2 separate regions of the Homo sapiens genome follow, and region 2 is linked to region 1. The links are chromatin loops, found by intact Hi-C in ENCODE. Cell type or tissue: PC-3. All regions are shown on one strand. Each heading gives the region's core, and the rest is flanking DNA. Links, peaks and the distances in the headings are about the cores only. Region 1 overlaps LOC107984478 (a long non-coding RNA gene). Region 2 has its middle 79 kb from the start of LINC02258.

What was found. Peaks named below come from ENCODE experiments on the same cell type or tissue, not always from the same donor. Only the 100,000 strongest peaks of a DNase experiment are listed, where the experiment ranks them.
Region 2: it touches region 1 in a loop (6-fold over the local background); 10 of 110 quality-filtered maps call a loop at or near these places.

The regions. Positions count from the first base shown.
Region 1 is chr12:87,342,799-87,353,218 of GRCh38, reverse strand. It overlaps LOC107984478 (a long non-coding RNA gene), which reads left to right. Exons shown (of 3, transcript XR_001749242.3): 2 at 673-897. Among named protein-coding and RNA genes, the nearest start is that of LINC02258, 420 kb to the left of the region's middle. In PC-3, for the core only: no CTCF peak of the experiment used is centred there; a DNase peak (open chromatin) is centred at 4,958; H3K4me3 peaks cover 272 bases; H3K27ac peaks cover 1,912 bases.
Region 2 is chr12:87,842,741-87,853,160 of GRCh38, reverse strand. No RefSeq gene overlaps it. Among named protein-coding and RNA genes, the nearest start is that of LINC02258, 79 kb to the right of the region's middle. In PC-3, for the core only: a CTCF peak has its summit at 4,723 (motif pointing right); a DNase peak (open chromatin) is centred at 4,700.

The sequences.
Region 1 (10,420 bases), core at 3,446-5,945:
AATCAATTAATCACACACTTATCTCAGGGTCTTTACAAATACTCTTCCCTTTGCTAAAATATCCTCCCAGAAATAGTCATATGGCTTGACTCTTCCCATCATCAGCTCTCTGACCAAATATTAATACCTTATCACAAGCACTTTCCCTGATCTCTTGACCTAAAAGAAAGAGCTTCCACTACTCACTCTAACAACAAAACACCCTAACTCACTTTACTCGTTTTCATAGCACTTATATTACCTGACATATGATATGTTTATATATTCATTTACTTGATGCTTAAGTTCTTTCTGATAAAATGTGCATTCCATGAGAGACTTTGTTTTGATTACTATAGTGTTTTCAGTTCCTAGAACAGTATCTGATAGCTATTGTGGAATGGATTAATTAATGCATTTTGAATGGATTAATTAATGCATTTACAGAGACACAAAAGAAAGTGCTAGATTTTTAAAAAGTGCTTTCCTAAAAAGGCTAATCCCATGTAAAGAGACAACTCTGTGATTATTCAGTGTCTACAGAGGAGAGATAGTGTAAGAGTACTGTTTTGTTTTTGTTTTAGGGCAACAAAACTGAAGAGAAATTGTCTTATAATAGAAAGGGATGGGAATGGTAAGTTACGTTGAATATTGGATACTTGTGCCAACATCTACCACCCTTATCCCCCACAGCACTCAGAGGAGCATCAAGGGCTCCATGATATGGTTCATCGAATGAGAATGCACACGAGAAAATAAAGTTACAGCCTTTGAAAAGATTCTCCTGCACCAGTCTTGCACAGAAGAGACAAAGCCACTGACTACTGAAAGATGGATATGGGTTTTAACTATGTGGACAGTGTGCAACCATCATGGGTTAAAGACTAAAAGCCCTTCCACCTTTACTCTGAGCCTCAGGTAAGCTGCTCCAATCGCCTAACCCAAAGAAAAAGAGGGGACCTCCGTATTATTTGAAATTAAATTTTCACCCACCCTGTGGATAAAGTACTGTGGAAACCTATTTAAGTAGTGTTAACTTAAATATAGTTTGAAATGTGATTTTAGCTAGTGGTCATCACTTTTCCAAACTTTTAAGTATTATATGCCTCTGCTATTGCTATAAGGCAACTATACAAATTCAGACAGTTTATCTCTGTATATTTCTATCTGGTATGCACACACATACCCTTTAAATGTATAAATTAATGGATTGATAAAGATATGTAACTAAACACAAAAAAAGTCAAGCAAGTATATAAGGTCATGCAAGTTCTGTTTTATTTATATAACCAGAGAAAATAGTCTATGCTGCAGAATGTCTGTAGTCTTTCACAAATTCATATAACAGGTAATAGTTTGAAATAGGAAATTATTTGTTTTGAAGTATCAACTGTGTCTTAAATTTATTGAAGTCAGAGGCAGATTTCACACTTAAAAATATGGTCAACAGTTTCCTACAATATTACAGGAATAAAGACTTTGCCTGTAGACTAATGATCATGATGTGCTGGTAATTTCTCGTTCTATAAAATAAATTTATTTTATACCAGGTTTCTAGGAAGTAAGATTTAGACCTACTAAATGTGGTATCGTTTCTAGAATTGCTAAGAATGCTTGTGCAGCGTACCTACGTGCACTATGTGCTGATTACAATCCTTGAATTTGAAGCTAACCTCAATTTTAGGCCATCTGTGAACCTTTTGGAAAATTAGTGCGCAGGTTGTATGTGGAATTTCCAAAGTTACTACTGATTTGGCAAATAAAAGTGAACTATGATGAGATTAACTTCGAAGGTATAGTTTAGGTAGTTTAAAAAAAAAAACCTGAGCGGGTAAAGCATAGGCAACAGAAGAGTCAGGGAAATTAAGCAACTAAATAATGTAAACTTAAAAAGGCTTCTGAGAAGATTAATTTCTCTGTGAGTCTCAAACATAACACAGAGAGGAAAACCAAAGAAAAAGATAGAAACCTTGAATGTTCAAAAAATGATCTCTGTCCTGGAGAGGGACAAACATGTAGTGAACAATATTGCCAAAACTCTGGGGGTATAATCATGCTCATGCCCCAAGCCTGGATGTACTGTCAAGCAGTTATATAGGCTGTTTCACCTCTGCACAAGCCATGTCTTGCTAGAAATGAATGGTTTCAAGTCAGAAGAAAATGCCACAGCAGGAGAAAAGCATTGGAATCTTAGCCAGGATTCACTACTAATATGGTACAGCAATAACAGACACTGGAAACCAAAAATTGACAAACACTTAGGAAATGAGTGCTAAAGAGGCAGTCTTTAATATAATGTTGGCCGGGCATGGTGGCTCACGCTTGTAATCCCAACACTTTGGGAGCTCGAGGCGGGCAGATTAACTGAGGTGAGGAGTTTGAGATCAGCCTGGCCAACATGGCAAAATCCCATCTCTACTAAAAATACAAAAATTAGCTGGGCGTGGTGGCACACGCCTGTAATCCCAGCTGCTTGGGAGACTGAGGCTGGAGAATTGCTTGAGCCTGGGAGGCAGATGTTGCAGTGAGCTGAGATTGTACCACTGTACCCCAGCCTTGGTGACAGAGTGAGACTCTGTCTCAAAAAAAAAAAAAAAAGTATTTGTGTACAATGGACTGAGTGTTTCTTTTCTCGCCAAATTCTTATGTTGAAATCCTAACCCTCAACATGATGGTATTAGGAGGTGGGGCCTTTGCGGGGTGATTAGGTCATGAGGGCTTTGTCCTAATAAAAGGACATGCGGAATTAGTGTCTTAATAAAAGATGCTCCAGAAAGCTCCTTTGTACTTTTGCCATGTGAGAATGTAATGAGAAGGTGCCATCTGGGATCAAGGGGACTGGCCCTTACCCAGACACTGAATCCCCCAGAACCTTGATCTTGGACTTCCCAGCCTCCAGAACTGTGAGAAATAAATATCCTTTTTTATAAGCCATTCAGTTTATGGTAGTTTGTTATAGCAGCTGGGACAGACTAAGACTAAGACATATTGTTTATCAAGCAAACAACTTCAGGAATTGTGATTGGCTATCTGAGTCTAGGGTTTGAGGCGTAGTAAAAACCAGAGAACACTGCCAGAAGGCTGGGGAAAAAGTTCTCAATTTAAAACTAAATTAGATCCCACAGCCCAGAGAACCCCCATCTCAGGGGTTTTAGATTTAGGAGGCATGGTTCAGGTTCATTTTCAACACGTGAGAGCAGGAACAAAAGTGAGTAGCATGCTAGTCACCAAGCCCACCCTGTCAGAACTTAACGTCGCTCAGAAGATAGGGTAAAGAAAAAGGAGGAGGAGAAAGAGAGTCCCTTTCTCCATGCAGGAGGAAAGCCAGGCACAGATGGTGATTTCTGTGTCACCAGACTAGACCCTGCCAATTTGAGGATTTTGAAACTTTTTATAGCAGTTGCCACTCTGGAGGCTTTTTGGAAGTCAGGTTTGAGCAGCCTTTCCTGAGACAGGGCTAAAAAGGTGCAGGGATGCAGATATACTGCCAAGTGTGCACACCCAGTAAACTTGTAACTGACTGCTGACTTGATGCAGAATCTAGGAGTCATCCTGAAAGTTGAAGAGAACTCTTCTCAGCCTCAGAGGAGGAACATTTCCAAAATAGCTGCAAATACTTTAAAGCAGTCCTTAAGCCCTTGTTTTTTTATTTGTCCTTTGGGGAAAGATGGACTTATTGTATATTTTACTCATGAGGAGAACATAGAATTAGTAATGGGAAATGTGGCCTGCTTGCACTCAGGAAGACAGAAAGAGGTCAAAAAGACAAGCTTCACTTGTCCTCCAAGAGTCAAGGTCAGTCTGTACCCAAAGCTTTGTCTCCTCAGGCAGCCAGGGTCAGGAAGGGACAAATAAAGCTACTTGAAAACCAGGATACATCCCAGGCCTCAGTGAGGAGAGTGGCTTATATTACAATATTCCCCTGTCAACTAGTGAGTGCTGAGTAGAGGGGCTACATTTCCATTGCTACAGACTAGAAATCTGGAAGATCTTAGTGATTTTATGGATGAGAAAGATCGAGGTTGAGAAGCAGCCCACACTTCCTGTTAAAATGCAATCATTATGTAGGTACCTTCACGCCAAATATGGCTAATTACCAACCTCCCATTCTGACTTCTAGATTGGATGGTGCTATTTTGAAAGGAACAAAGTTGCCGTAAATCAAAGTAAAATACCTAGCTCTTCAAGATCACAGGTAAATACAGTCCTCACAGACAGATAGATTCTCCTTTGCATGTTGAGGGGAGAAATAATTTATGTCTGAGAAACTCACCATGGAACAAAAAAGTTAATCTGCGTTCCACTTCTTGGGAGAGGTAGGTGCAATAAAGGATTGAAAACACTTTGTTTGGTTTCTTTTCTTGTGTGGACTAAAAAAGGACTTGAAAAAGGATGTGGTAGAATGCTTTCTTGAGGTATTATGTTTTTTGTTATTTAAAATTATTTCAAAATATATAAAAAATAAGGGTTTATATAAGTTATATCTTTGATTTAAAGGACGATAGTAAAAATGACACCGTATGCCCAAAGTACAGCTTAAAAAGAGAACATAAAATGCATGAAAAGAACTATTGTAGCTCCCAGTGTGCCTTTCTGTAAACTCTTACCCTCCTTTCCTCCAAAGATTCCCATATCCTGAATTGTGAAGTTATTTCATTGCTTTTTATTACAATTTTTACTACAGGTTATGTTGTGTGTGTATATGTTTGTACATGTGTGTATAATGATATATATGTAAACAAACAGATATACATATATAGAGAGAGAAAAGAGAACTATATGGTATGTGTTTACAGTGCGTTTTACAATTTTTTGTTGAATTTTGTGTCTTTTAAGATCTCATTATGGTTTAAAATTCAATTCGAGGCAGGTTTAGCTGTGGATTCATTTTTGTGATTCATATTTTATTGTATGACTAAACCACAGTGTTTGCCTGTTTCAATTTTTATAGACAGGAGTTACTAGCTTGTGTATATAAGAGTTTTTGTTTGCTTATTTGCTATTATAAATGATGCTGTTGTGTACATGGAGAGGAGAATTCCCAAGGCAGTGTATTTTAACTTCAACTGTACACTCAACAATCTGTTGCTTGAGGACCTGTTCTGGGCTCAGTTGAATTAGTAACTTTGGTAGTGGTACTCATGCACCGACATCTAATAAACATTTCCCAGGCAATTTTAATCTGCAGGCAATGTTGAAAAGCACTACCCAAAACAATCAATATCTAGGAATAGAGAATCTTGGTAATAAAGAATGTGCATTTTCACATTAATAGGTAACATTAAATTGATACCTATATCAGATGCAGACATTTCCAATTGGACTAAAATATATGAGATTCCTGTTTCTCCACATCCTTGCCATAACTGGCATACTCAGTCATCAGTGTCAGCCTGGTGAATGTCAGGTGAAAACCCATTGTAGTTAAAATTTTCAGTTTCCTGTTTACTAATGAATTTGGGTACATATTCATATATACTGGCCACTTTTAGTGATACACTTTAATTCCTTATGCCTTTTTTTTTTTATTTTTGTGTCCTTTTTTATTTATTGTAAGGAATTCTGGACACTAGATCTGATTCACAAAAACTTCCCCAATGGAGGTTGCTTATTCTTCCCCATCTGCTGGCCAGATGCGGAAGATCCAATAGAGGACTCCAAGGTTATAGACCAGGGTTTCCAACCTCAGCACTGACATTTGGTGCCTGATAATTCTTATTGTGGGAGCTGCCCTATGCCTCAACAGGAAACAGTGTTCTGTGGATGTTTTGAGCATCTCTGTCTTCAATATATTAGATGTCAATAGAGACCAAGTGTGACAACCTGAACTTTCTCCAGGTCTTGTCAAATTTCCCATAGGGGTCAAAATTGCCCCCAGTTGAGCAGTACTGACCGACAGAGTGGTGGAGCCACAAGAAGGAAGGCTGCACCCTGGAATCACTGCTTGGAGAAGAGTAGTTCACCAATTAGGAATCAGTGAGATTTGGAGACTTGTTACCTTATCTGATGTAATTATTTTACTCAGATCTTCATTACAGTTCCTGATTTTTCTGTTTAGTTCATTTATTAATTAAAAAAGCATGTTCAAATTATCTGCTACGACAGTAGATGTGTCTGTTTGATTCTTCTCATACTTTTTGTTTTGCATAGCTTTAAGCTAGATAAAAATAAGTTTAGAATTGTTATATGATCCAGTTGAATTTAGCTCCTAGACATTATATAGAAACTGTGCATGTATGGTTGTATGTTTGTGTCCTATAATGCTTTAACCTTAATTTATATTCTGTCTTATGTTATAGTCACATGAGATTTTTGGTTAGCATTTTCCTGCCACATCTTTTCAATCCTTTTGCTTTCAACCATTTTGTTATCTTATACTTCATACATGTCTTCTATAAACAAGTCCAGATTATTTTGGTCTTTTAACTAAATAATGTATTTATATTTATTGTATATAAGTATATTGATATGAATATGTTGGTATATTTGATTTTATTTCTGCCACCTTATTTCAATGCCTCTATTTATTAAGCTTTTTCTATGCTTTCATTTTCTTATTTTCTTGCTTTATTTCAATTGAGTTTTGTGTGGTTTGCTTTGTTTTATTACCTCATTCTATTTTGTCTCCAAGAAGATTGAAAGTTATAGAAACTATTTACATTCGTTTTGTGGTTATATGCTTGCCTAACTTTCAAAAGACTAAAGTTAATCGTAGATCTCGGCTCACTGCAAGCTCCGCCTCCCGGGTTCACGCCATTCTCGTTTCTCAGCCCCCCGAGTAGCTGGCGCTACAGGCGCCCACCACCACGCTCGGCTAATTTTTTGTATTTTTAGTAGAGACAGGGTTTCACCATGTTAGCCAGGATGGTCTCGATCTCCTGACTTCGTGATCCGTTCGCCTTGGCCTCCCAAAGTGCTGGGATTACAGGCATGAGTCACCGCGGCCGGCCCTAATCATGTATCTTTATCTACCTCATGAAAAATCCAAGAACCTTAGAATCTTAATTTCAGTGTCTTAATTGTTACACAGCATTCTTATTTGTTGTTTTTCTTTAGCCCTACAAATTAGACATTGTTTATATTTTATTAACTTGGTGTTTGCTTTAATTTGCCCAAATATTTTCTTAACATTTTTCATACATTTTAAGCAATTATCTTTCATATTTTGTATCCTGAATTTTGTTTTTAAGGAATTTCTTCAATGTAAGTCAGTTAATATCTTTATTGTATCTTCATTCTTGAGATACTTACTTTGAGTATATACAAATATGACAGTTTTTCCTCCTGGCACCTTGAAAACAAATAATTCTATTGTCTTCCAGCTTCTCTTGTTCTGTTGGAAAGTCACAGTTTTATAGCTTTTCCTTTGGAAAAAGCTATCTTTTCTTTCTAACTATTTTAACCATCTTCTCTTGATTTTAGAATTACGTATATTCATTACAATGCATTTATCTCAGCTTCTTTTAACTTATCCTTCTTGAGAACTCTTTAGCTTCTCTATTTAAACATTGCTATCTTTCCTGAATTTTGGAACATGCTGACTCAAACATCTTCTTTACTAATCCTTCCCTCCACTTTCTCCTATTATTTCATATTAAACTCAATTTTGATATATGTTAGACCTTTTTGTTCTTTGTCTTAATCTTCTTATTTTTGCATGTCTTTATTTTTCTGTGCTTTATTAGGGGTAATTTCTTCAAACAGATCTATATCCATTTTCTAATGTTCTCTCTTCATCTTTGTCTATTTAAATCATCTATTGAGTTTCTAATTAAAATTACTATGTATTTTTTAATTATATGAGAATTATTTTTTTTCAGTCTTTCTTGTCAACTATGACAATTATGTTGTCAATTAATCTTATAGTCTATTCTCTTTTTATAATTTAAAACATTTTTAGCATGCTTACCTTTACATTATTTATTTGATAGCTTTGCTATCTCTAATGTCCTTGAGTTTGATTCCACACCTGTTTTCTATTTTAGATCATTCTGGATCATTTGTCATCTTAATTTTTTTTTGGAAAATTTGTCATTATAAGCTAATATTTCTTGGAACTTTATATGTAGGAATAATTTGGATGATGGGTTTAACATCCTTTTTTCGAAGAGAATATTTCTCATTTTTGTTAAATCCTCGTGATGCACTACCTCACTGGAGCTTTTTAAAAGTAAATTACATGCTTGGATTTACGGTCACATGCTGCAACTCTAGCTTGTGGTTAGGTATTCTTAGAAGAGACTTCCTTCCGTCTTTCTTTCCTATTTCTTTTATCTCTTTCTTTATTTCTGATTTATTTTCTCTCAGTGCAGAGCCAAAATGAGGGTCAAGACATCTCCAACATCTCCCTCTACAGGTGAAGTTATATTTTTCTAATTTACCCACTGATAAAAACGGCTTCTAGATCTCCTGATTTAAACAGAGGTCTCCAATGTTCTCTTTCACTTGAATTATTATTTGATGGTATCGTCTATATCTTGCATAGAACCAATTAATCTATAAACTTTAGGTCAGCTGGGCTAGTCAGAAGCTACCAGGGAAATACTAGAAGCTTAATTCTTGGACTTTTGTTTTTCTCTCTTATTTTTTTTCCTCTGCCAATCCAAAGGTAAAACTGGGGAGTTTGTGTTTTTATTTGTCAAAGAGTTTTCACAGTCGAAATCAAAAAAAGAATGAAGGCAGTCTTTTGTTCTCCTCTCAAGTTTTTTTAAAAGCTATACCATCTTATAACCTCTGCTCATTGTTTTTGTGGGTTTTTTGAATTAAAAAATTATTTTTATTATTCTTATTATTCTTCTTGTATTAAGTTTAGGGGTACAAGTGCAGGATTTGTTATATAGGTAAACTTGTGTCATGGGAGTTAGTTGTCCAGGTTATTTCATCACTCAGGTCAATCTAAATGCTGTTTTTGAAGGAAAAGGTAAAGGAGCCAGTGCTTCTGCAGGCAACTAGACTAGTGCATGTCCAGGCTGAATCTAGGATGAATGCACTCAGTTTCCTGTAAAGATTTTGCTTCTATCCCTGGCAGCATCTCATGAGGTCAATGGGTACATCTAATGGTCCTGGTTCCTAAGTAATGAGGTTGACATACTGGCTGAGAAGATTTTTACAGAAATGTGATGCAGTGGCACGCAGATGTCTCTTGAATTTGTATTCATGAAACACTAGGAAAAGGGAAGCCTTATAATAACTGATGTTTCTTTTATTATCAGCCAAGGAGGCTGGGGAAGAGCGTTGGGATAATGGAACACATAGAAGAATTTGGATTTTAAATTATTTATATAACCAAATAAAGTATACTTATTTTTTACATACCTTATTTGTACTTCTTATTTATACCTGTAATTGTTTTTACATGTGCATCTCCTAGTGTTGTGATTCTCCTTGAAAATAACTGCTTATTGCTAGATCTCATCCTTTTACATTTTCAGGAAGTTTTTACATGTCCCAAGACATTATCAGTTCATTTGTGTGATGTGTGTCTGTTGTCTATAAGCTGACCTCATATTAAGATTTTTATAGAAATTGCATTGTATCGAGGCGGGTGGATCACAAGGTCAAGAGATCAAGACCATGCCAGCCAACATGGTGAAACCGCGTCTCTACTAAAAATACAAATTTAGCTGGCTGTGGTGGCACGTACCTGTAGTCCCAGCTACTTGGGAGGCCGAGGCAGGAGAATCACTTGCACAGAGGAGGCAGAGGTTTCAGTGAGCTAAGATTGCGCCACTGCACTCCAACCTGGCGACAGAGCAAGACTCCATCTCAAAAAAAGAAAAAAAATAAAGAAAAGAAGACATTTTATTCCATGTTTTACCCAAGTAATTACCCAGCTGTGCCTCAACAGGAGCAAGTACTAAATGTGAATTTTTTTTTTTTTTTTGAGACGGAGTCTCGCTCTGTCGCCCAGGCTGGAGTGCAGTGGCGCTATCTGGGCTCACTGCAAGCTCCGCCTCCTGGGTTCACGCCATTCTCCTGCCTCAGCCTCCCGAGGAGCTGGGACTACAGGCGCCCGCCACCACGCCCGGCTAATTTTTTCATATTTTTAGTAGAGACAGGGTTTCACTATGTTAGCCAGGATGGTCTCGATCTCCTGACCTCGTGATTTGCCTGCCTCGGCCTCCCAAAGTGCTGGGATTACAGGCGTGAGCCACTGCGCCCGGCCAAGTGAAGTATTATTTTTATTCCCTGTTATTTCTACAGGTACCTCAGCTTGCTTTAAGGAATTATATATATCTATTGTACCACTTGATAGGCTACTATAAAGTTTTGGCTTTACTTTCAGTTTTCAAAGTTTCTGACAGAATTTTCTGTAGGAAACTAATAATACTTTTTAAACAGCTTCTGAAGTCTCTTGCGTATGATTGCTGTAATATTCTCTAAAAACTACTAAAATTTGGTATGACTTTCTTATTTCAATATTGAAATCATTGGGCTGTGT
Region 2 (10,420 bases), core at 3,418-5,917, 500 kb before region 1:
AGACGGAGGTTGCAGTGAGCCGAGATCACACCACTGCACTCCAGCCTGGGTGACAAGAGTGAGATTTTTGTCTCAAAAAAAAAAAAGAAAAAAGAAAAAAGATTAGTTCTACTTTATCTTGTAACGACTCAGAAAAACTGATACTTAGCTTTTGTACTTTTCTTTCCATTTATTTATATTTCATGGTCAAATTTTATTATCAGATATATACCATCTATTTTAGATATGTTTGATAAAAATGTTTGATTTTCTTCATTTTCTACATTTTCTACTACTCTTTATATACCTGTTCAGCATTAGCTAATCCGTTTTCATACTTTTGCTTTTCCTTTAAGTGGAAAAGAGCATTCAAGTTCTCATACTTCAAGTTTACTCTTTCAAAACACTCAATGTATTAAATGAGTTGGTTAAGAAAAATTTAAATGTTTCCTTCAAAAGTGTTAAAAAACATTTTTCTTTAGGTTTATGCATATTAATTTTACTCACTAAATATTTAAGGAAAGTTGAAGAAAAGTAAAGTAATAAGCCTATACTTATAGTTTATACTTTCCCAAGGATTAAGTTGAAATAGTCAATCTTAGTAAAATACTAGAGGAAAATAACCTATTTTTGTGTATATTCAATACAACATTTGATATTCTGTTGTTGGTTTTTATAGATTTCAGATTGTCCTCTGTATTTATGATTTCCTTATTTGTGAGATTTTGAATCCTACACACATATTTAAGTGAGAGTTATTTTCAAATGGTAAATTGGTTCATGTCACTTTCGTGTTTTCAACCTTTTAATAGTTTCCCATCATGCTTAGTCTAAAATCTCAAGTTTTTACCATCACCTACAAGGCCTTATATTAGCTGGCTCTTCTGACCTTTTTCCTAAACGCTTTCTCCTGCCTCCCTCTTCTCTATCCCACTAGTCTACTTGTTACCCTTTGAACATAAAAAAAGATTCAATGTCCAGAAATTATATATTTTCCTCTGTCATGAACTGCTTATCTTTCAGGTAATCACATGATTTGCATCCTGACTTCTTTTGGTCTTTACTCAAATATATTGTCCTCTGTTGATCTTTTTCTGATTATCTGGAGTAGTACTTCTCTTTACTTTTCATCTTTTTTACCGCTCTACAGTGCTGGGGCCAATCGTCTTGCTAGAAGTCTTAGCTTTCTGGAATTTCTCCTGGCTTGTATATGCCTTCTACCTTGAAATCAAAACTCTCTATAAGTAGGAGAGGTTTGGTCTCTATCTAATTTGGGCAAGGTTTTAGATTCACTTTGAGAGTGACTGCTCAAAGATCAGTGCTTACTCCCCAAGTTCTCCTTTCCTAATAGTAGGGGAGCTGAAGGGAATAGTACAAGGTGTTGGAAATGAAGGAGGAGTTTTTCACCTAAGGCCAAGAATGACCACAAATTAACAGGATTGAGGAGACTATAGGAATAAAGTTCAATAAGCCAAGCCAAAACTCAATAAGAAGGCACGTATCAAAACAAGCGTACAATGACAAAAACATTAACAGCCAGGTAAATAAAGTTAGCAGGGTAAATTCTGGGGCAAATGTCCAGAGATTTATATGAGTTTGTTCAATGCATATAGGTGTCAGTTATGGTATCGTATACCCCAAAACATAAAGTGCCAGAAATATGTATTTTCAGCTACAGTGTTAGAGGCTTAAAATGTATTCTTCACAATGACGTACATTTTACAGATGTAAAATGAAAACTTGGATAATTACACTCAGTTCCATTTGATTCCAAGGTTTGCAGACATGATGCTATACTTCATGGGTGAGGTACGATTGGAGTTGGGCCTTGAGTGTTGGATAATAGTTGTAGACAACACTAGATGGTAAGACAGGGAGAGATATTTACTGGACTAAGAAAATAAATGTCACCAAAGTCTCAGAGGTAGGAACTTCTGGGACATATTAGGGGAATAAAAAGAATCTTCTTCTTCCATTTTTATTAATGTAAGTTTCAATTCAACATGTACAAAATGAAACAAAATCTTGACTATTTTTTCATCTACATCCCAGGCCTATGTAAAGTTTGATATCAGATACAAAATGTGAATACCAACTTCTGTGGATTATTGTATTTCTAAGAGGAGAAAAAACATCAAGGCTTTTCTGACTCTAATCACCAATTCAATAAGCACTTTGGTATAGTTTATTTGGACAAACATTTATTGAATTTTTGTGACAGATAGTATGTTCAATGATGGAGATATGAAGAATAATAAGACATAGTCCCTCAGGGGCTTAGAGTAGTGGGGGAAACAGATTGATATAATTAAATTACAGTTTTCTAGATGTACTGGTAGAAGTATGTGCTCTTACTTATTGATATTTTCCTTGCAGTTGAAATTAATCTTCAATTCAATAAAGAATTATTTGATTGTTAAAGAAAAGTTACTCTCATTTCCAGGTTATTTGTTTTTGTAATCGTTTTGTTTGAACAAGAAACTACACATCTTTTTTCAACATTATACTTAACTTTAGACTTTAAAAGTGATTTACAGATATTAAGGAATATTTTGTGAATTGGGCTTTAAACGTATTTTTTGGGGTAGGGGATTCTTACAGGAAACTTCATTCCCAAGCTATTTATTTTAGGCCCCTCTTTTTATGTATTTATCTTTTACTTTTAAATTGACATACAAAATTGTGTGAATTTAAAATTTACATCATGATGTTTCAAAGTATATATGCAATAATGACTAAATCTAGCTAATTATACATTACCTCAGATAGTCATCATTTTTGTGATGAGAACACTTTACATTCACCCTTTTAGCATTTTAAAATAATACAATATATTATTAACTATTATCACCATGTTGTAAGATAGATCTCCTGAACTTATTCCTCCTATTTAACCAAAATTATGTATTTTTTGATCAACATCTCCCTACCCCTCATCCCTCTGCATGTATTTTTTTCAGTCAAAGAGAAATGAAGACAATCATGATAGAATATGCTGTAAGATATAGATGAGAATTTCTTTGGCTGAGATTTTTGAGGGGTCTTATGTAATCCTACTCAGGTTTTTGTTGCATATAACTCAATTTCACAAGCTTTCTTTCACACGTCCCTTGAAAGTACAGTGATTTTTTTTTTAGTGTTCTTCTTCTTTCATGCCAGGGTGTTTACCTGCCATTTCATATATGTTTGAGTTGGCAACAAAATGAAAAATTGGTTCTAGATATAAGTGTCTTACAGGTCAGCGATTCTAAGTGGCAACAAAAGCAGCAAAACCAATAGTAACTTGATTCTTTGAAAGACCTTATGTAACATTTAAAAGCAGCCAATATCTTTAGAAAACTCTTGTTGAATGAATTAATATTTTTACATACAGTTAGGAATTTGATTCTAGGAGCAACAGCAAAACCCAGAAACCATATAACAAAGGCATATATATTACAAGTCAATGAGCAAAAGGCGGATATAGGTATAAACATGGCTAATACCCTGTAGGAGGAACCACCAAATATATTTGTAATTTCTGGCAGTAAGGATTTTATCTTTATATTTACAGAAACCATAAGAAAATATGAAGATTTTACATTTTTTCATTAATAAATCATTACTTGCCATTTTTAATCCACAGAAGTTGGTATTCACATTTTGTATCTGATATCAAACTTTGCTTAAGTCCAACTTGATGGGCTGTGAAAATGAGGATGATTTGTTCTTAACTTATTTAAAATGAAACAATGCTTATTGCAAATCCTGGCCATATTTAGGCTATTTTCTTCTGTTGAGCATATCTCAGATAAGCACAACAGGAAGGAAAGATGGCTAGAGATGTAGCTAAGATGGGAAGGGCTAATCTATAAATATTAGATGACTGCAGTGTGCTTATGCTGTGCTAGACACTACATACTAGGAATAAAAATAACTAGGCGGAAATTCTGACAAGTGTCAGAGGAGAGAATAATAGTGTTACTATCTTAAGAAGAAAGCCTGAGAGCAAACCACACATCTTGTGTATTTGACTGCAATGATCAAGATGACCATACCCAAAGTAGGGTGGCATACCGTTAGGAAGTAGAAAGGCTGCTAGATTTTAAGTCAGGTCTAGATGCTCACCCGGCCCTGGCATTAATTTTCTCTTCCAATTTAGGCAATTTGCTTTAAAAAAATGAGCTGCTATTTTGTCATCTATAAAATGGCCTGTTGTATCTCTAGGCATTCTTTCAGCTCTAACTAGATGATCCATAGACTCTTTGTCTAATTCTTTCTCTAATCCCATTGAGGAAAGAACAAGATAAAATAATTTAGATTATAACGTTCTGAGTTTTAATTAGAAATAAGGACATGTTTCCAGGCAGTGAGAGTGACTCAGTATTGGCAAGTGTTTCTAAGGGAAGCCAAGAAACTATTGTTTCTGTAGATTAGTGAAATCTTTGACATTCTGCACAGCCAAAATCACTGCCTGAAGGTAGTGGGGAAAAATGACCAGATGGCCTCAGGGGCTTCTCTGAATCACCTCCACACTGCCAGGTTTGAAGAAACTATAAAATGACACTGTTAGCTTTCAGGTTGTATATATTTGTCTTCTGTGTTGTCTGGAAGCTCTCCCATCAGAACTACAACCATCTCCTAATGCTTTATCTTGTACTCAGGCAATGCAACTCACTCCGTTCCTAGACAGATGGAAAATAAGGGAACTGCCTTGTGAGAAACTGCAGAAACACAACTGGTCTAATACACTTCACCACTAGGTGGCACTCTAATCATATCACAGCTACCATTTTAAAAATCAATAACCTTGCCTTTATATATGAAAAATTTCACTTGTTTTCTGTCTTAAAATGGTTCCCCCTTACCACTCAAATGAAAAGGCTAGCTCTCAGAAAGCTTGAATTTTTTATATGTAGTTTTAGAAAATCGTCAAGTTCAGTTATTTTGTTAGGCATTCAATAATTTATAAGGCTTTTTTATATCTCATATAACAAGAAGCAAAATTCAATAAATACATGTGTGGTGTAAAATATCAGTGTATGTTTAGTTGGTTTAGTTATTGTAAAGTGAATTAGACACATTCCAAGCATTACAATGTGATGCTACTCCATCACATTGTTATGTAAATGTTTTGAAGTGTTTCAAAAATGTAATGGACCCAAGTGATATAAAAAGTTTTAGTGTTTGAAAAATGTAAGGGACACAGGGAAATTCTTATTGTTTTGCAATTAAGCAGAAAATGGCCTTTCTTTTTTTCTTGCATCTCCATTGCTACATCCCAGTGTATTCGTTGCTAATAACTGTGGGTACATTTAATGAAAATAAATGAGTTTTAAAAACATTTTCCGTAAAAATCTCTTTTAAGAATCTCATCTCCAAAGATAGATATTCATCCTCTCTTCTCTGTTTGGTCTTTTCGGAATCTGACTTTCATTAATAAATAATGGATTGTTTACATATGTATATGTTAGTCAACAGCAGGAATCCTTTAAAGTCATACTGCCAAGTGACTTTTCCATTTCTAGAATGACCAAGAAGACCAGAACCTAGAACCAAATTCATCTGTGGTTTAGCTTGGCTGAGCTAGGAGGGAAAATAAAATGGACAAATTGCTATGTTTTGGATATTTGTTCTCTCAAAATCTCATGTTAAAATTTGACTCCCCATGTTGAAGGTAGGGCCTAATGGGAGGTGTTCAGGTGGTGGGGGCAGAACCCTCACGAATAGATTAATGCCTTCCCTTAAAGGAGTTCTCACTGTATTTGTTCACATGAGAGCTGGTTGTTATAAAGAACCTGGCACCTCCCCTCTCTGTCTTGCTTCCCTCTTGTCCTGTGGTCTCTGCACACACCCGCTCCTTTTTGCCTTTGCGATGAGTGGAAGTAGCCTGAGGCTTTTGCCAGATGCCCAGTCTTTCAGCCAACAGGGTCGTGAGCCAGATACCTTCTTTTCTTTATGAATTATCCAGCCTCAGGTATTCCTTTACAGAAACACAATGGACTAAGAAAGGTCAAAAAGTGTGCATTACAAAAGCAATTCCTGTTTTAAGGAAAAAAAAATGACTTGTAGCTAAAGCAAATAAAATAGTATTTAAAGTCAGTTTTCAACAACAAAAGCAATTCAAGTCAAGAATGGAACAAAACAGGAAATAAAAAGCCAAACAAAGTACATTTTCTTTAATGAAATAAATATCTGAAAAAATATAGCTCTGTGTTTTATAAAATCTGTAAGTTTTTTTAAAAATTCAGAATATGAATTCATCCTCAGAAACATCTGATTTTTAAATGTATATTTAAAAGATAGATGATTTAGAAAAAAATGTACTCTTTGTGAAATGATTCAGTTCATTTTTTTAAATAGTAAGTTATACCTGAAAATCACTTGAAATATCATAGTCTGTGAAAATTAAACATGTACCTAACTTACAAGAAAACGTGTATTGGCAACTATACTTTTCTTACTCTCCTGGGGTAATTTTGTTTATTACTCCTCTCTTTGTTTTCTCAGTATTTAAATTCCTTATAAAAGTTTGCAATCTCTCCAGCCTGGGCTACAGAGTGAGACTCCGTCTCAAAAAAAAAAAAAAAAAAAAAAAAAAAAACAGTCCAGTGTGTGGTTATAGATATGTGATATGTATGTGAATAAATTGATGAATGAATATTGTGTGAAGGGGCAGTAGTTCACATAGCTAAGAAAATAAACAATTAAAATTTATCATGTGGTTGCAAGGATAAAAATTTCTCTTTCAAGTGACCTTCAGTGACAAGATGGCTTAAAAGTTTCCCTCAGCTTGACTAGACAGGTTTCTTCCTGACTATAAGTTCCTGCACTTTCCTTTTCTTAGAGCATTTACTTTAGAAAACTTGGAAGTGTAAATTCTTTGTCTCTCTTAGATGTAAATCTTCTTGCCAGTTTTACAACCCAAGCAATGTCTTTCTCAAGGACCTAGGAGCCATGCCTTGAAATGTAATCATCAAGAAAGACAGGGCCCCTATCTCCCACTCTCTGTGAGAGTATTGGAGCCTAACTTCAATAAGTGCCAATTAGCAAACACAGAGGGTCTAATCACACTGACGAAGCTTCCTCCCTAAAATCCTCTAGTATTTTTCCAGTAGCTCACCCTAGTGCTTAAAAACTGTCTCGTCTTTTATTTCAATTGAGTTAAATATCTCTCCTTTATTGCAATCATCTTGAATTTTTTTCTTGCTGTTTAATTTGTCCAATGCAATTTTCTCAAACATGTTTTGTTTAAAAAAAATCGATATCAGAACATAAAAATATGCTAAATTAGGTAATATCAGTGGGTATTTAGGTCAGTGTTAAATATCTAATAGTGGCATTAAGGATGTTTATGTGGTTTTTCTTATGAATTTCAACCTCAAATGTTTAAGATATACTTCAACCCTTTCTATATATTCATAAATTCCTATGGAAATATTATACACAAGTTAACAAACACCATAGTTGTACATATGACCATTATTCTTTTATCTCCTCTTGAAGATAGGTGATCAAATCTACTGCAATAAATAGTATCTCCAGTAAAAATGTTAGCAGAGATCTGGCTTGTAAGTTTGTTTGTAGGTGTGTGTATGAGGGTATAGATGGCACTCTGAGAGGTCAGTCAGAATAGAGGAGCATTTCTTCAGAGTTCCCACATAACATCATCAGGATGTGTCCCATTTCAGTCAATACGCTGGGAATTAACAGGGGATCTGTTGACAGTAGGTCTGCAGTTGATGCATAGAGGACTCAGATTTAGGAATTCCATACACTTTATAGTCCTAACTTTGAACAATTTTGCTTTATTATGTTCTAAAAATATTTCTCTGAAGCTTCAAGGGATAACTTTAATTCTGTATTTGTATGATTTGTTAAAGGTTTATCCATGATGATACAGACTTTGATCAAATGCCTTCAGATTCTCCCTTAATGTGGCTCCAAAATTCTCAAGTGAAGAACAGATAAATGGAGCAACCAACTATGAATTTTAATCCTGGCATGAAAGGAAGCTGCTTCTTCTCTGTAGAGACAGCCCGTATGCCCTAGAAGCTGAAAACTAAAATTATTTCAATTAGCTAATCCACAGGGCTGGAAGCCCTGGAAACTGGGTTAATTCAACACTGCTTGCCATTACTTTAGATGCCCCTTACAGCTCCAGCTTAGCTAACTACTACCCTGTCCTGGGGAGCAATCCCTGTACGGCCCTGACTGGCAGGCTGCTCTACACTGGAGTTTTATGCAACAAAGAGTTCCAACTTTTATCTATTTGAGTGTCATTGTGTTGTGTCCTACTTGCAAGAAAATCTTCAACTCTTATAAAACTAAAATGAAGACAATAATTTCCATGTTCTCTGCCATCATGTCTAGACTATTGATATGACACCATCACTGACCAGGCCATTAAAAAAAAATTGTTCATGTAGGAAAACAAACTGTTGCAAGGCAAATGTGATGGCATCTTGAAGCAAAACCACTATAAGGACTGGTGTTTGACCCTCACATACCAAGGTGTGCTGCAGTAAGGTCATTAAACATTGATTGTGGCATAGATAACCCCTTATAAAGATACCTGTCTATACTCCTCAGTTATCATCAGTCTTGGCAAGAAGCTCTGAAGATATGACCAGCTGCCCGTGTTTTGCCCTAAAAGCTTGCTATATAAAGAATATTTTCTGGAGGCGGATGAGGGGGTCCACTATCTTGTAACTGCCCAAAACATCACTTCTGTTTATAAGGCCATATTGAATATTTATTTCTGAGAAGCTGGATTCGTTAGCCTCTTTATTCAGCCCCTTGGCTCCCTTGGAACATTTGGGTGGGTTTGTTTATACCTGTTCACCATGGAAAAGTCCACACTTTCTGATCATAACACTTGTCCTTTTTCTTACGACTGTTGTCTATTAGCATCTATATTTTATCCTTTATTTCTATAAACACCCATCTTATAATTTCCTTCTTACTCCCAACTTCACACATTATTTTAGTAATTAAGAATCCTTAATATTAATCAAGCCCTATAATACCTTGTTTTCAGAGTTCTTCAAATTCCCCAATTACATTCAACATCAAAAATCAGCCATTCACTTCGTAAACATCCTTGGGTTTTGATTAGTTTGATGGATGTCTACCCCTTTAAGATCTTGAACTCCAGTAATTCCTCTCTACCTTCAATGTTTTTCAATTTGAAAACACTGAAATTTTTATTCAATGTGAATCATTCAAGATAACTCTATACAATATATACATTGTTAAAAACTGAGTAAGGTGCAAAGATAAACAAGAACCTGTCCCTGTTTTTTAAATAATCTATAATATGAAAGAAGAGATAAGTACACAAATGACAGTATTTTGAGACAAAACTTATGCAAGCCATAATTGAAGTAAAAACAAAGAACTTAAGAGATTAACTGTACCTATTAGGGAAAGCAAACCATCATACCCTCACTCCTACTTGCCTTTCTTTTCTTGCCTTCTTAATTTACTGTACCATCTAGAAGTTTATATTTCTTTATTTTCCTAGTTCATCACCTCTTCAGTTGCTTCCCTAACAATTTAGACACATATATTTCAACAATAGTCTGGCTAAAACACTCAATGCTGTATTGATGGGTGACCAGTGGGGAAGCTGGCTGAGCCTCCATCTATGAGGTCTTTAATGTGTTGTTGGAATGCTGTGGCACCATTGAAAATGTAAGGGGATAAAGAGAGTTATAGTTAACAGAGATTCTTTAAGGAAGCATATTATATGTGGCTGAAGGAATACTTAATAAACCCTTTAAGTTCATGGGTTTTTGCTTGATTGAAGTAAATGGTGGTCATTCTGACTAAATAATAAATTAGTCCAGTGAATTGTAGATGTTTTTTTGAGTGAGGAATGTAGGCTTTGATCCTGAGCTTACTTGATTTCATGAAATTTTTAACCTAAATAACAATCAGAGGCTTTGTAAAAGAAAACAATATTTTTGGGGAAATAGGACATTGTGATGCTAATTCCTGTGCCATAATAAATTATGTGCATATTCAGGGAAGAAAAAAAAGACTAAGGTTTTTAAAGGAAAAATGAGGAGGATTACATAATTGTTTTAAGATAAGTATCATTGGCTACAAGGATTAATAACAAGAGTGGCACCAATCTGAGGTTGGACAGGTAATTGCAGGGAAGATGTTCTTGCAGAAATATTTTTTGTGCAAGGTTGCAATGGCTTCAGTGCATGACTCTGGGTTTTGCCATCTTTTGTGATAGTTTCTGCTGTCGGGCATTTAAGTTTGAGAACCCTCCCTTCATGGCCTTTCTTGGCTCTATCTGTCAGGTTCTCCTTGCACCCCCACAACCAACCACAAGTGACTCCATTTTGATTTCAACAACTTTTACATTTCCCACTTCACAATCTTTCTCTGAAAGTATCAGTGATCAATCATCCTGTAGTTAGGTTTTGATTGTCCCTTTGTGCCAAGA